Linked DNA regions of Homo sapiens: region 1 is linked to region 2. Evidence: chromatin loops called from intact Hi-C (ENCODE). Cell type or tissue: psoas muscle. All regions are shown on one strand. Links, peaks and the distances in the headings refer to the core of each region. The heading gives the core; the rest is flanking DNA.

What was found. Hi-C counts contacts between places; a loop is a spot of excess contacts. Peaks named below come from ENCODE experiments on the same cell type or tissue, not always from the same donor. Only the 100,000 strongest peaks of a DNase experiment are listed, where the experiment ranks them.
Region 1: a loop joins it to region 2, with 3 times the contacts of the local background. A loop is called at or near these places in 2 of 110 quality-filtered maps.

Annotation. Positions count from the first base shown.
Region 1 is chr20:12,393,447-12,396,379 of GRCh38, forward strand. No RefSeq gene overlaps it. Among named protein-coding and RNA genes, the nearest start is that of BTBD3-AS1, 480 kb to the left of the region's middle. In psoas muscle, for the core only: no CTCF peak of the experiment used is centred there; no DNase peak of the experiment used is centred there.
Region 2 is chr20:12,333,497-12,336,429 of GRCh38, forward strand. No RefSeq gene overlaps it. Among named protein-coding and RNA genes, the nearest start is that of BTBD3-AS1, 420 kb to the left of the region's middle. In psoas muscle, for the core only: no CTCF peak of the experiment used is centred there; no DNase peak of the experiment used is centred there.

The DNA of each region.
Region 1 (2,933 bases), core at 266-2,765, 60 kb after region 2:
CTGAAAGTAAGTTTGTAGTTAGTAAGACCAGAAATGAAAAAATAGAAGCAATGAAGGGTGCAGGCTTCTAAACAAGGCAGGATGAGATAGGACCAACACTAAGGATGTGAATCAGTTTAGAGACAAGGAAACAGTGATGAATAGAAATGCTGGCCTGGATTACGGCTTTGCTGCAATCCTTCACCAGCTGTCTCACCTCAAGCCAGTTACTTTGCTTATGTAAATCTCAGATACGACAAGTAAAAAATGCTGTACAGATTAAATGAGACAATAAACTGTCAAGTTTACCACATTCCCTAGAACCTATTAAATAATTAATTTATATACAATATATAATATACATATTATATGTGAAATACTATATTTTATATAATATGTATATTATATATTGGATACAGTAGGAATATTTACATCATGGAACATATTGTACTGCATATACATAGGTATTATATATGCATATATGTATATGTTATTGTATGTGTATATTATATATAAATTTTTATATAGTATATATATTATATATTTTGAAATATATATTATTCAAATACATATTTGTATATTATATACTATATATTTGAATATACATATATATTTTGAAATATATTATTCAAATACATATTATATAATATATAAAATATTTCAATATATAACATATATATTTTGTATATTATCTAATATGTATATTATATGTAATATGTAATATTTGTAGTTATAATATGTATGTTATATAATATGTACATATAAAATATGCACATTATATAATATACACAATATATAATATGTTATATATTTTGAAATATTTTATATATTATATATAATATGCATATTATATATTATATATTTGAATAATACATATTTCAAAACAGAGCTTGGCCAATAGATAGTATTCAGCAAAATTACATTTCCTTCGTACTCTCATTCCTTTTTGATGAGACAAAATAGAAAGGAGGATTTGGATATATACATAGATTAAATTCTGAAGTAAAGGAAGAAACTAGAGGGAAAAATAGATGACTTATCTTTGGTCATGAAGTAGAAATTCATGAGCTTTGTCCTCTGAAAAGCTGGTGAAGAATCACATGAACAGAAAAGATTCAGGGCAAACACTGAGTGGAATGAAATGGGGAAAAATAAAATGACTATGGAGCAAACTTAAGAACCTTGGAGGCAGAATGCAACACATTTGAGAATCCTAAGGGTTCAACTGACTTTCTCTGTGGGAAGCCCCTAAGATGAACCCCAGTGATATCCACTGCCTGCCTGGTATCCACACCCTTGTGTAATCTCCAACTCTCACGTGTGGGCTGGACTTACTGACATATCTAACAAACAGAATACCAAGCAAGGGATGGGATGTTACTTCTATTGTTAGGTCATAAAAGATCATGACTTCTGTCTTGGGTGCTCCCGTTCTCACTCTTTTGTCACTTACCTTCCAAGGAAGCCAGCTGTCATGTCATGAGGCAGCCCTGTGGAGTGCATGTGTGGTGAAGGACTGCAGCCCTCAGATGGGGCTATAGAGCCACCAGTGGCTTGACTGCAACCTTGTGAGAGACTTCGAGTCAGGGTCATGTGGCTAACTAAGCTGCCCAGGTTCCTGAACCACGGAAACCATGAGACAATGTTTGTTGTTTTAAGCTGCTAGGTTTTGGGTAATTTGTTACTCATCTCTAGATAACTATAATAATACACTCATTATCCACTAACCAGCTGAAACAGAGATATCTTACAAAGGCGTTTTCCTGGGGTTGGGGACCAGGTAGCTGGGTCAAAGAAAAGATATTTTTTTCAGTGTCTTTCAGAAGTTCAGTGCCCTCTCCTGCAAAATGCACCAACCTTTTCCTGGTGAAAGGACATTTATGTAGTTCAAGACCATTGGCTCCCACTGAACTTGTGAAGGAAAGGGTTGCAGCTGTCAGCTTTTACCCCATTTAAAATTGTCAGTGCCCTGTGCCTGCTGAGTGTGATAATCTCAGAAGCCCTGAGGCTGCCATCCACGTTTAAGACATCTCACTACTCAGCCACCAGCAGGAACCGCTTCTACCCAGATGTGCCTCTTAGCTGCGGTGTTCACAGATACCCATTTGTCTAGTTCATTAGTGACTGTAATGTAAGAATTTTCTGGAAATGACACATTGGGGTTAAGTGGGAGAGTTCACTTGAAGTTCAGTTCACAGTTCACATCTTAGAGGGATGGCCTCCTCTTGGGCTGTAACCCATAAGAATGTGTGCCTTTTGCACTTCAGGATTCCTGGAGATTGTGGAATGTGACTAGCATAAACCAGATAAACAAGTAGACAAGGTGGCATATTTTGATAACTAATGCATGTCTCATGGGGTTTGATTTACCACTGTCTTGGCCTGTGGGTGGAAGTCTGTCCTGCTAGTTGTTCCAAAGATGTAATCCTCTCCTACCTTTATCCTTAGGACTACTTTTCATTTAGGGTCTTCTAGGTGTCTTGAAATGCAGTAAAGAGAATTTTCCACATGAATAAGTTGAATGCTGACCCAGCAGTTTCGGAGGCCATTTGGAAATCCAGCTACTGTTGAAAGTTGTTCTTTAATAGGTGACAACAGGCAGAACAACTAACATCTCCACCAGAGGAAACACAGTACTTGCTGAAATGCACTGGACTGTTTGTGGGACCTCATTCATATCCCACACAACTCCAGGGGGCATGAGATGGAGCTCACCTGAGTGGATGCGCCTCTCCAAATCCTGCCTTCATACTTCCCATGTTGTTTCACCATGGTCTCGTTCTAAACCTCTACTGTCCATAATTTATCTTATACTCTGGGAAGTTTTTCCTATTTAGTGAGAAGAGAAGACTTTCTCCTAAAGCTACGATCTCTGCTCCAGGTTTTTGGAAAAATTAAAAAGAGTAAGAATTTTTTTAAAATTTATGTTTTTTCTGTATCATCTCTTCCCTGTT
Region 2 (2,933 bases), core at 219-2,718:
CTTAAAGTTTTGAAAAGATTAATCCATGCCTTTGCCTTATGTTTTTTATTTTTTTCTGCCTACAAGTTGATAGTTTTATATTGTATAACATTCATTTCTCCAGTTTTCTCTTCCTCTGACGTAAAAGTAAGAGTAGCTTGCGTGATATTGGCAAGCATGAAATTGTGGAAAGAAAGGGATAAGAGTATAGTTTCATTTTTTAAAAAATGCCAATCTTAGGCCCTTTGAAGGATGATGGAAGGGCAGGCAGAGCTTTAGAAGTCTTTCTAGGCCTTCTATTCTCTCACAGAAGTTGCCTTTGGTTCCTCTGTAGGTATCTAACAGACTGAACATCAACAAAATGCTGGTGTCTCAGTGCGTGATTCTTACACATAATTCAGGAGGAGGACCTCTTAACATTGCCTATACAAAACCTTATTTTATTTTCTAGATAAAGGAAATAACATCTAAGTTGCTTTTACTATTTTGAAACACTCTAATGACCTGAGCCCTAGCCACAGGAATTCAAGGTCTTATTAAATAATTTAAGCTTACAGGAAAGAGCCCAGACCCTCACCTAGAGTGTGTTGAACTCTGTCCTTGAAACAGATGGGGTTAATCTTGGGAAAAGAATAAAACTTTGGAGAGGAAGACTAATTAAGAAGAAAATAAAGATTAATTTCATAGGACTCCTGAAAAAAATTACCATAACCCTCGTGGCTTTGAACCACAGAAATTTTTTCTCCCATAGTTTTGAAGGCCAGGAGTCTGAAATCAAGGTGTCTGCAGGGACATGCTTCCCCCAGAAACTCAAGAGGAGAGTCTGTTCCTCGACTCTTCCAGCCTCTGTTGATGTTTCTTGGCTTGAGGCCGTATCACTCCAATCCCTGCCTTTGTTGGTCACATTTCCTTCTCTTCCGTATATTTTCTCCTCCGTGTGTTTGTCTCAAACTCCTTCTGACTCTCTTATAAGGATAAATGTGATCACATTTTAGGCCCACCCAGATAATACCGGATAAACTATTCCTCTAAAAAGCCTTAATGTAATCACATCTTCTGCCTGGAAGGTAATGTTTACTCTCTTGCCATATGACATATTCATCGGTTCTGGGGATTAGGATGTGGACATATCTTTTTGGAGGCCTCCGTCCAGATTTTAAAGAAGAGTGTATGAGAATCTTCCCTTCTCTAAAAATCTAAATGTATTTGTTTGGCTCTGACTCTAGAACTCGGAGAAGACTGAAATGGTTCTGGTGGGTGTGGGTTGTAATAATCTCGTGTCTGGGCAAGCAGAGCTTTCAGATGGAGCCGTGCTTGCATTCTTGGTGTTACATAGTCTCTGTTGTGCTCTTCTAACATTATCTTCAAACTTCAGGAAAGCCTTGTTTGAAGTTACAGCCCTGCATCTGTGTGTTCTGAGGACTCAGGATAGGGCCTGTGCCCACACTTGGGCCAAAGAGATGCCGAAAATGCTGTGTCTCAGACTTTTAGAGGTAACATCAACCAACGAAGGTGGCTGATATCCAAGTATGAGGGTTATTCTATGAAAAGTTATAGGAAAAGAGAAACTGCTGGATGGAAGAGTGAGGAGGGCCAGGTGCAGGAACATGAAGTGGTTGCGTGCCCATGATGTAGTGTTATGGGGAACTCTGTAAGGCAGCTGGGGAACATTTTGAGATGAAAGTGGAGAGTAGTCACCTCCAAACAGAAGCTCATCAGTCTGGTGGTTTCAGGCTATGATAATCCCCATGCCTTCCTCATAGGCTACTGAGTTATGATTCCTAAAGTAAATGTAATATTGCTATTTGGGGATGAAGTTGTGATTTCCTGTACAAGGGAAATTTTATTTTTGGTTCACTTCAACTAAAATATGTTGAATACATCTAAGTATTAATACTATTATTAGAGGACGAAGGTTTATGATTTGAAATAATGTAGCTTAATTTTTCACTTATCGGTGTGATTTCATGTGTCACTTGATCAACTGTACACATTCCATTTCCTTTGCAGAAAAATAAAACCATTCTAATTTCACAATAAAGAGCAGTAGTCCTGGAGAACATGGGCGAATCATGCTGGCTATTAATCCAGACCCACTGCAAGGCTGTCAAATGCAAAAATTGAATGGTAATGATACAGGGAAATTGAAACAGAAAGAAGCCAAACTCCTTTTGTAAAATTCAAGAAAGATGAAAAGGCAATTTGAATACAGAATTGACCCTGGTGAATAATTTGGCAAGATGTATTGGCTTCCTCTAGGCATGGAGTTTACAGGCAGATTAAATTCAACAGGCAAGAAACAGACAGGAAGTGGATGCAAAGCGAGAGACGATGGGGTCCTTTTTAAAAATATCGCCATGATGTTTTTTTTTTTTAAGTTTATATGTCATAATGGAATAAATAGTAATACAAGTTGGCAATAGAATAGGTCAATATTTTCCATCTCCAAAAATGTCACCAGCAGTTAGGAAATAATGTCAGCCACAGATCTCATGGGCACTACTCATATTGTAACTAGGGATTGAAGGAATTTGAAAATACATTGCATATTGTAAATCTATGTTGCTGAGTTAACTCAGGAGTATTAGTAATCCTAAAAGAAGTACTTATATTAAATAGTGTCCAAATCAATAAGCCGTGGTGTGTAAATGGAGAGAGAGTATCTGGAGAGAGTAATGGGAGTAATGATGGGAGCTGCATTGCATGTTCTGGATGTTAAGAAATATCCTTCCATAACCACCCCTTACATTCAGTGAGAGTAATTCAGAATAACAAGAAAAGTTTGGATTAAAAAGGTGAAATTTATGGATCAACTATTATGTGCCAGGTATATGCTCAGCACTATCAGTTATGATATTTAATTTACTCTTTATAACATTAGTAATTAGGGATCATTGTTGTATATTTTTATTGATGAAGACATAAAAGAAATATTAAAACCTTAAACATAGTCA